2 separate regions of the Homo sapiens genome follow, and region 2 is linked to region 1. The links are chromatin loops, found by intact Hi-C in ENCODE. Cell type or tissue: chondrocyte. All regions are shown on one strand. Links, peaks and the distances in the headings refer to the core of each region. The heading gives the core; the rest is flanking DNA.

Region 1 (5,370 bases), core at 203-5,202:
GGTTGCTGGCTCAGGAGGGCTGTGGCTGACCCAGGGAGAGAAGATGGATGGGCCATGCGTTGAGGCCTCTGTCCCCAGCTGTACATTTGCCTGAAACTGCAGGGGCAGCAATTTTCTTTCCAGCCAGTTTGATGTCGGTTTCTTTCAGGGCTGAGCTAAGCGTTCTCAATGGGGAAGAGTAGCAGCTGAGGGGCCTTTTCCCTGGAAAGGTCAGAGAAATCCCATGGCAAGAGAAGCCCTGGGCTGGGTGAGGGGCTGGGGCTATGCATGCTTTGTAAGGCTTAGGGGACATCCCACGTGAGAATAGACATTGGAGCAGGTCAGGAGCTCAACTGTAGAGGTGTAGGACTCAAAGGGGAAGGGGCCGGAGCTTGTTGAAGTTGCAGATTCCTGCCTCCTTCCTTCAGGGATTGTGATGAAGGGAGCCTGGGCAGGACCCAGGAATCTATTTCCACAGCCTCCCCAGGTCATCCTGATGCAGGTAGCTCCAAGTCCAACAGGCTGATAGGATATTCTTCGTGAACTGCAAAGCCAAAATCAAGTCTGCTTTTTTTCTGTGATGGAGATTAGGCTTCCTTGAAACTCTGCAGTGAATTCTGCCACTCAAAGCTAAGCATTGCTATCTCGTATCCTTCTGTCTGTGAAAAGAACTGGTCCAGGCAACTGTCAAGAGGAGCAGTTCAGTTTTCACATCCATTTCCCAAGGCCTCGTCCTGCACAGGACCAAGAGGGCGGTCTAAATGTATTCCTTCATTAGAGGCTCCAGTGAGATGGGGGACCAGGTCGAGGTGGAATTCAGCTGTGTGTCACAGAAGCCTGACCACGGGGGCTTGTCCAGATTCAGATTTATTTTTCCACAGAACAATAAGTCCAGAGGCCTGCCATCATGCCCACTGTGGTGACTCCAGAGGAACAATATGGATGCAGGCTCCTTCATCGTCCCACTCTCAGCCTCATGGCCACAGAACAGCTGCAGTGCCCCGGACATCATTCACATTCTAGGCTGTTGGAAGGGGAAAGGGTAAAAGACAAAAGATGTGAGCAGCTGAGTCTGCTTCCTCTAATGAAGAAACCAGCAGCTTCCAGGAGCCCCCCACAGTGGACTTTTGCTTACATCTCATCACTGGAACTGGGTCCCATGGGCAGTCCCTGCGTCAGTGCTGTGTAGATCTGAACACTGGCAGCCAGGCCTGCTGCATCAAACTGTTGCTGCCAAGGAAAAATGATAGGAGAGATACTGGGTGCATGCCTGCCATGCTGTTCCCAGGGGACAGCCTCCTCCTCACGTCACAGGATGGAACACAGATCATTAGGGTCTGCATTTGGCTGACATGCAGGCGTTTTCTTCTGGCAAAGAAAATCTGACTTCCGGCCAGGCACAGTCGCTCTCGCCTGTAATCCAAGCACTTTGGGAGGCTGAGGTGGGTGGATCATCTGAGGTCAGGAGTTCAAGACCAGCCTGGCCAACATGGCAAAACCCCGTCTCTAGTCAAAATACAAAAATTAACTGGGTGTGGTGGCACGTGCCTGACATCCCAGCTACTCGGGGAGGCTGAGGCAGGAGAATCGCTTGAACCCGGGAGGTGGAGGTTGCAGTGAGCTGAGATCGCATGGCTGCACTCCAGCCTGGGTGACAGAGTGAGAGTCCATCTAAAAAAAAAACAAAGAAAGAAAGAGAAAAGAAAAATAGAAAAGAAAATCTGACTTCCTCGAAGCCCCTCCCTTTGGTTGCACAGCCACAAGAAAGCCCCTCATCCTCCCGAAATTGCTTTATCAACAGCGTGGAAGGGAGCAGGAATAGGTACCTCGGTCATGCACAGGGAACACTTAGCACGGGCCTGGCACGGGGCGTCCGATGATGACTGTAGCTGGCATTCTGTTGCACACATCAGAGAGCTGCATTTACTTCTGTGTTGGATGAATCCACCGCTGCAGAAGCTCCCAGTGCCACCAGGTCCCCCCAGAGACAACGCATCTTCTCCCCAGCTTTGGATGGGACTTACCTATCTTGGAAAAATATGCAGTTTTCATTCCTTGGCAATAACCAGATTTTGGACTTCCACAAGCTGCATGCGGAAGTGAAAACTGGATTAAAAGGAGTAGGGACAGAGGTCTCCAGAAACTTAGGAAAGGTCTCAAGTTTCATTAGCACTGCCTGGCAAGCTCAGCATTTTCTCCTCCACTGCGGGCCTCTGGTTTGCAGCCTGGTGGTCAGTAAGGTGTGAGCATGGGATGATTCTCCCGCCTACGCAGTGCTCTGACCATGCTTCCTCAGGTGCTGGCAGGGCCCTGGAAAGGCAAAAGCAGCAGCAACGCCCAGAGGCCAGAAGTCCGAGAGCCCGCGCCTCAGTGGGATCTGTCCATGGTGCTGACCTCCCAAGCTGCCTCAAGGTCTTAGCTCCAAGAGGCCAAGAATTTCCCATCTTCTCCAGCTCTATCCACGTGACGGCGTGACCCCACTCTCCGAGTTGATGAGGCCTGTGGGGCAGAGCCCAAGCTGGATGGAAGGGAACGAGCTAATCAATTAGGAATGTCTGTGAAGAGCGAGCGGGAGGACGTGAGAACAGCCTCCCACGTGGCTCCAAGTCCGCCGTTCCTCTTCCAAGGCTTTCAGGCAGAAGAGCTGGGGTCCTATCTTTGCTTCCATTTTCAAAGAGGGAGACTCTAGAAATAGCTCCTTTAGAGGGTCAGAGCTCAAATCCAATTTAAAGCCCACTCTAGTATTTGAGATGAGAGAGAGTGTTGTTATGTTAGTCTCTCCTCCCAAATGGCCCTGTTGGAGATTTTTTACTACTTCACTCCTCCCTCCCTCTCTTCCTTCCTTCCTTCCTTCCTTCCTTCCTTCCTTCCTTCCTTCCTTCCTCCCTCCCTCCCTCCCTCCTCCATTCTTTCCTTTTCTTTTGTCTTTCTGTATCTTCATAACAGGATGCTTCATAAAAATTTCATGGGCACCCACTGCTTCTCCAGCATGAGTCTGTGCTAGGCTCATGCTGAATGCTCCCCATGCACTATCTCATGTAATCCACAGCAACCCTGGAAGCCACTATTATTACCTCCCCATTTCATGGATCAGGGAGTGTAAGTCCCGGCTCAAGACTGCAGAGCCGATGGGTAGCAGAGCCAGGGTTCAAACCTAAAACTCCATGACAGCAAAGTCTGAGCTTATATCCATCTTGCCATAATGGTCCTTTAACTTGTTTTTAGAGATGGGGTCTCACCCTGTCGCCAGGCTTGAGTGCAGTGGTGTGATCTCAGCTCACTGCAACCTCCGCCTCCCAGATTCAAGCGATTTTCCTGCCTCAGCCTCCTAAATAGCTGGGAATAGAGGTGTGCACCACCACACCCAGCTAATTTTTGTACTTTTAGTAGAGTCGGGGTTTCACCATGTTGGGCAGGATGGTCTTCATCTCTTGACCTCGTGATCTTCCTGCCTCAGCCTCCCAAAGGGCTGGGATTACATGCGTGAGCCACCATGCCTGGCCAACATTTTTTAAGTTCCAAAATGCTAATTGGAAAATGAAAAAAAAAAGAAGAAGAAGAAGAAGAAGAAGAGAAATCAGCTATGTTATTTCATGGAAAGAGAAACTTAATTAGAAATGTGATCTGTCAAAAAGTTTTCCGGTATGTCTGGAATACTGCCCGAAGCTCAGGGAGAGGTGGTGAGATGGGGCTGGAGAGATTATCTGGAGCTGGAGCCCCAGGCAGTTTTGTTTGTTCTCGAGGTTCAAGCAAGACCTGCGTGCAGAGCCACTATCTTCTGGGAGTGGAAGTGGAGTTATTAATGTCCTCTGGTCCTGGAATTGAGACTGATGCATGCAGGGTGACTTGTCCTCTGAGTAAACGTGTCCCATCTCACCTGGAGAATGAGCCTGAATAGGGTGATATGACTGAGGAGAAGATCTGAGATGGATCTTTGTGAAAAGCAGGGACAATTGGGAAAATCTGAGGCTAATTAGCCCTTCCCAGCCTCAGGCTGCAGGTCCGGAGTTACACATGAAGGCACATCGGGTTGGCAGGCTGGAGAACCACAGGCATGTTTTTACACAGCTGAGAGGGGTTGGAGCCTCCCAGTGCTCTGGAAATAGCCGTTTCCCCTGTTCATTCATCTTAGGAGGCCAGAGCCTGAGGGTGAAAGAGTTCCATCCCCAAGGCTGGCCTCTCCTGCCCATAGCCAGAGCCATGAGACACGGGTACTCCACAAGCTCTGGGACTTGGGTCTTCATGTATGTACTCCTCCTTGGGAGTGGGGAGATGGTGAAAGTTTGTGTTAAATTTGCTCCAGATGTCCTTAGGCAGCCAGACTTCTGCAAGGAGCTTGTTCAAAATCCCAAGGATGAAAAACTGCTGTCTCTCCAGGCAAGATGCACATTCTTCACCATGACGATTCACAGAATCCCACTAGACACCAAGAAACTCTGCTAATGCTGACTCAGCGAAGGGGCAGGCTCTGCCACAGCTGGTGCCACTAAGTCCTAGGGTACGAGAGTCTGTGCAAACAGGCTGCATCCCCTGGCTCCACTAAGCCGAATACAGACAGAGGCTCTGCGCACTCGCCCCATCCAGCAGAGGATGCCCATGGCGATCATTTTAGTGCTTATCATGGAGGGCAGGCTGATGGGTCAGCGTGGCCATCACAGCTTCAGGGAGATGTTCAAAAAGGCTGGAGCCAAGTGGGCAGGGGATGGGGAAAGGAGGGGCTGTCTGGAGTGAGACAGATGTGCTATGAACCTTGTCACTGCTGCTGGCTGTTGGAGTGACCTTGGACAATTCCCTTGTATTAGCTGAGTCTCTGAATTTTGCCTGTAAATACAGAGCGCCCACTTAGAGGGGGAATTGGGGTTCACTGAGTTTGTATAGCACCTGGTCCATGTGAAATGTCCCCTCCCCTCCTGGGGTCTCTCCCTGGGTAGGAGGGAAGCTGATTACAATGGTGATGGCTGACTGTTACCCAGCACAGGTGCAAGCCCCAGGCCCTTCACCTGGATGGCCTCACCCTGACCTTTCACCCACTCAATGAGGGAGGTGCCCTTGTTAGCCCCATTTTATAGATGGGGAAACTGAAGCCCCAAGGGACTAAGAGAACATCCTTTCTGGTCATTTCCATGCCCTCAGGACCCCACCCTGCTTCTTCCAGAGTAGCTCTACTCTCCTCTGCTTCAGATCAGTCTGGAGAAAAAGAAATTTCTGCCACTAACAAAGCTGGAGAACCACTGAGCTCCAAACGCCTCCATTTTAAAGGCAGGGAAATTGAGGCACAGAAAGATGGGGGATTCAGCCAAATTGTACAGGGACATAGGATAAGACTTGACAATTCCCGAAGACCTGTGGGACTGGAAAGCCCAGCTGGTCTTTGGGTGTTCAGCTGTCTGA
Region 2 (5,370 bases), core at 291-5,290, 59 kb before region 1:
CATCCCTGATGATAAGAACAGGTTGGCAAAGAAAATGTTTACCCAACCAATTTGCTGTGTTTGGGGAGTTATCAGTCCTCACAGTCCGCGATGCTGGCGATTACCTTGTAAATAATGCATGGGCCACTTCTGGTTCCCAGTGTGCTGGCTGTGTGGGAAAGGGCAATGTCTGTACGAGCAGGCAGAGAAGATTGCCTGGCACCTACTGCGGCTGTTTTGCTGAACCTGTTGCCCTTTTGACAGGTGCAGAACATGTCTCAATCCATAGAGGTCTTGGACAGGCGGACCCAGAGAGACTTGCAGTACGTGGAGAAGATGGAGAACCAAATGAAAGGACTGGAGTCCAAGTTCAAACAGGTGGAGGAGAGTCATAAGCAACACCTGGCCAGGCAGTTTAAGGTATGCATGTTCCTCCCCCTCTCCCTCCCCTTATCCTCCTCCTCCTCCTCTTCCTCCTCCTTCCCCTCCCTCCTCTCCTCCTTCTCTTCTTCCTCCTCCTCTTCTCCTCCTCTTGCTCCTCCTCCCTTCATCCTCCTCTTCCTCCTCCCTCTCCTTCTTCTCCTCCTCTTCCTCCTCCTCCCCCTCTTCATCCTCCTCTTCCTCCTCCCTCTCCTTCTTCTCCTCCTCTTCCTCCTCCCTCTCCTTCTTCTCCTCCTCTTCCCCCTCATCCTCTTCATCCTCCTTTTCCTCCTCCCTCTCCTTCTTCTCCTCCTCTTCCTCCTCCCTCTCCTTCTTCTCCTCCTCTGAGGCTGGGTGTGCTTTCCCTTCATGCTCTCCCTTTCCCTACAGAAATGGTCATTTGGGGCAGGGAGAAGCATAGCAAAGGTTGTTCTGTGCCTTGAAAGGACTGTTGCCCTTGGCAGTAGGGAGGCCACCACTGGCCCTGGCTTGGCAGAAGCCACCTTGACAGGGGCGGCCTGAGTGGTGGCAGCAGCATACACTCGCCCCCAAGCCCCCGTCAGTGTGGTTTGGAAGCCAGGGGTCTGAGATCCTGCGCTGCCCGAGCCAAGTCGAATATTAGCTGGGAAGGGACATCGTTATTGGCCCTTGTCATTCTGCAGCTGCTGCAGGTAAATCACATTAGCCAAAGATTAGCTGAATTGATGAGGGCCATTCTGGAGCAGGAATCTCTCAGGGCAGTTTTCACATCTGACCTAATCTAGCCATGACAAAGCATACCATAGACTTGCAGGGAAAAAAGAGAGAGATGCCAGCCTCCTTTCCACCTCGTGGGAAGTGTTCTGCTTCTCCGGGTAACTCTGGACATTAAAACTGGTGTTTGTTTGACCTAAAATCATAGATACAGATGTGCAGCCAGGTAGAGAGATGCCCACAGTTGACTCCATCTCAGTGCGATTCGACTGAAACGTTATATGCCGCCTTAATGAAGGTATACATGCATTTTAATTAGAAATCCAGCCCAGATGTAAATGAACAGGTCAAATTACACAGCCTCGCCCGACTAGAAACTGCTGGTGTACTCTGTCTCTGTCTTCCCGTCCTTTTTATGCTAATGTTTTTCTTCGATGTGCTCCCTGCATGAGGCAAGAACTAATTCTCTTTTAAAAATGATACATTAAATAGATGAAATGGCAAGCTAATGAAATTATAAATCTATATTATAAATAAAATAATAGCAGGCCCAATCCTGTTGAGGTGAAATGAGCCGATTGTGCTCATCAGAGGCAGTTGGACATTTTTGTCCTCGCATCTGGCTGGTCATCATGAATTACTCTGGAGGGAGAGATGTTGACCTGTCTAACCAAAAAAGCATTTATGTCTCTGAGCCAGCACTCCCTTCTCTGCGGCCAGCAGACTCCTCTAACGAGGGGGGTGTCTTCAGCAACTGGGAGGTAGCTCATCTTGGCAAACGTTGTTGACACAGGCATCTCTCCGAGTTTCCAATTTTGGGGTGCTGTGGCTCTGGGGGAAGAAAAGCAAGCGCTTGCCTATACTGTGCTAAACCGCATTAAAAAAATTCCAACAGAAATTGTGACGAGGGAATCTCAATAACTCTTAAAGCAGTTTGTTTTGACTAACTCGAGCATTACAGTGGGATTTTTCTAACTGACCATGCAAATATGTGTTTCCTGATGGCTGTCTGTTTCAGGCAGGCTAGTGAGCTAGTTCTTCAACGGTATTTCATTTTCTTACTTGCAGGGCTAACTTAAAAGAGTTTTTTCAATGCTGCAGTGACTGAAGAAGCAGTCCACTCCCATGTAACCATGAAAGAGAGCCAGAGAGCTTTTTGCACCATGCATTTTTACTATTATTTTCCAATACTTAGCACCATTTCACTAAGGAACCTTGAATACAACCAGGATCCTCCTTTGCATGCGACTGTAGCTGCATTTCATGAATAGTTTGAACCCTTGTCAATGCATTTTTTGAAAAAGAAAGAAAAAAAAAACTTCGTGTATGTGACTCAAAGCATGTAACCTTAAGATGTTGCATTCTAAACTGACAATAAAGACCTTTCCCAAATATGCTGGTGTTCTGAGGACTGTTTAATATGCTCTTCTAACTCATTTGGACCAGAACAAATAAGCCTGTAAATAAAGCGGGAATATACACACTTTCCCTCACCTAGGGAGAAGCCAGGCCAAGGCAGGGTGTGAGAGTTCTTGCATGCATCGCACTGAACCAGCTTATTTTAACCTTGCAGGCGATAAAAGCGAAAATGGATGAACTTAGGCCTTTGATACCTGTGTTGGAAGAGTACAAGGCCGATGCCAAATTGGTATTGCAGTTTAAAGAGGAGGTCCAGAATCTGACGTCAGTGCTTAACGAGCTGCAAGAGGAAATTGGCGCCTATGACTACGATGAACTTCAGAGCAGAGTGTCCAATCTTGAAGAAAGGCTCCGTGCATGCATGCAAAAACTAGGTAGGCCCAGTACCCTGCGGGACGTGGCGCTGCACTGCCCACCTCCGGCACACGCACAGGCTTAGGGAGTGGTGCTGAAGTGGACAGCGCCCGCCTGGCTTCGCGAGGTGATGGCTGGATTAGGGCTCCTGGGCAGGTCTACCTTGAGAGACAGCAAAGGAGGAGCGTAGGCCACACCCATCCTAGGGCATTGTTCAGAGCCGGGTCTTGTGCAGAGGCCACAGACCCCGCTGAGTCGCACATCTGGAAAAAAATAGCATACCATCTGGCAGATTGTGTGTGTGTGTGTGAATCGTATGTGTGTGTGCATTGAAGACACCAGTTTAATAGGGCTGGCAATAACATCTCAGATTCCTCCGGATTGAGAACGGGGGCTGGTGGAGCTCCTGAAATATTGAATCATGCATAGTTTGAATAAAAAAGGGAACAAAATTCAATCACATCTCAGTAGAGCTGCCATTCACAGCACGGGAGGGAGCCCCTGCTCACAGCCTGGAAGGGGAGGAGCCTCTGAGCAAATGAACCCCTTCCTCGGGTGTGTTTCCTAAGAAAGACCCCCAGTGTGGGGTGACCCATTTGGATTCTTATTTCTGATTGATTACCCATTCACCTTATCAACTTTCCAGTTAATTACTAGGAGAAATATTAACACATTAGTGTCTGAGTCTGCTTTTAAATAGCACATTTCAAATCCCAATTCCACTTTTAATTTTTCTTAAGAAATATTAGCCATCCGTCCTCACCAAGCTGTTTTTGTTTTTTGTTTTTTGTTTAATAACACAAAGGTTGTTGTTTTCATACTACCTACTTTTTAGGGTAACTTAGGGTAATTTTAGGGTGATTTTGCCTTATGAAGTTTATCTCAGGCTTTCTCTGATGTTCTAACTGGATTACCTTTTTATTTCTACTCTCCCTTCCACACACACACACTCCAAGTGCCTTACTATAAACCTAAAACATCCAAAAAGAACACTTTAAAAAAAAACCTCTAATGTTAGTCAGGTGAAGAGAGAGAATATTCAAGGGGAAAGAAAAGAGTCAGCCAAACCCTTGGTTTCCCAGGTTCCCAATTTAGGTGATTTTTAAACGCTCTTCTAGGTGTCCTCAGTGAACGCACAAAGCTTTAAATTCCCCAGTCCCGAAACAGAGACAATAAGAAATGCTTGGAGTCAGAGAACTAATCCATTTTGATGTGTGCATGCTGGCTGTGTCTCACGGGGGCTGCTAACTGCATTCTTTCAGCTCTGTGCTCCATGGTGCCCAGCCCTGGTATGACAGTGGCTGGGTGATCTCAGACAGTCCCAGGAGGGGGGTCTGGGCCAGATGGCCTCTACCATGGCTTCCCAATTTGACTTTCTAGGAGTTGGTGTGAGTGTTTGACTTTCTAGGAGTTGGTGTGAATGTTAATGATGATAGGGCTGTATTAACGATCATGGGGCTATATAACTATTGCCCTTGGGTACTGTCTTCGGCTTGCTACCCATCGTGACCTTGAGTGACCTCACCATTGCCCCTCTCTCCAGGACCTCCAAACACTCCCACTTATGGGGTCTCCCTCGGCCTCCGAAGAATCCAGTGGTGGGGTCTTTTTGTTGTTGTTATGTATTTCCCCATGAGCAGTGTCTTCCCTCCCTGGAATAGACAGGGCACATCATGGAGAAACCCAGAGAAAACCTCCACATTTTCCAATCAAGGAATCAAGGGAGCAAAGTGAGGATTTGGAGTAAAAAGTTGCAAATAGTGAGAAGCCAAGGGCCTTTCTGAGGGGGCACCACCCCTCCCGGATGAGCTGGCCTTCCCATCTGTGCTTGGCCTATTTTTAGTAGCTGGGTGAGTTTACCTTGCAGCTTAAAATCTTGGGTCTTGTGAAAGAGATCACATGGCCGTCCTTGGGCTGCTAACACCATTGATTTGGGAGTAAAGAGAGAGGGTTAACAGGCCTCCAGAGGCCCTCTTTCTCCCACCTTTGGAGTGCAGCTGCCTGGTTTCACCTCTGCGTTTAATTCTTTCTTTGGAAGGGCTGCGACACGTAGGCGGAGCTGCTGAATCAGAGCGTCTGCAGGTGGGGCCCTGGCATCTGCCCGTAGCCAGCACCCAGCTAATCTTGACACACAGCAAACTGAGCTCCCCCGTTAGAGGAGGCAGTTTTGTAAGGTAGTAAATGCCACTCGATAGCTGTGCGACTCCCCCAAGGCATTTCCCCTCTCGAGTTTCAGCTGCCTCCTCCTCTGTAAAATGGTGCAGGGAGTCCCTGAGCTCTGGGGTAATTCATGGAATGGTAATTCATGGAAGTCCTTCAGATCCTGAGCTCAGCACTGTGCCCAGCAGAGGAGGTGCTGGTAGGCAGGTAGGTCGATGGATAGAGAGGTGATGACAGCTGACTGATAACTGGATAGGTAGTTAGATAGATAAATGATTGATTGATTGATTGATTGATTGATAGATGATTGACACATAGATAGAGTTAGCAGCTGCTGACCTTCCT

What was found. A loop is a pair of places that touch in the nucleus more often than their neighbours do. Peaks named below come from ENCODE experiments on the same cell type or tissue, not always from the same donor. Only the 100,000 strongest peaks of a DNase experiment are listed, where the experiment ranks them.
Region 2: it touches region 1 in a loop (7-fold over the local background); 4 of 110 quality-filtered maps call a loop at or near these places.

Annotation. Positions count from the first base shown.
Region 1 is chr9:135,154,359-135,159,728 of GRCh38, forward strand. No RefSeq gene overlaps it. Among named protein-coding and RNA genes, the nearest start is that of OLFM1, 69 kb to the left of the region's middle. In chondrocyte, for the core only: no CTCF peak of the experiment used is centred there; a DNase peak (open chromatin) is centred at 2,338.
Region 2 is chr9:135,095,621-135,100,990 of GRCh38, forward strand. It overlaps OLFM1 (olfactomedin 1), which reads left to right. Exons shown (of 6, transcript NM_001282611.2): 3 at 244-399; 4 at 2,666-2,885. Among named protein-coding and RNA genes, the nearest start is that of OLFM1, 11 kb to the left of the region's middle. RefSeq lists an enhancer at 2,509-3,010. In chondrocyte, for the core only: no CTCF peak of the experiment used is centred there; no DNase peak of the experiment used is centred there.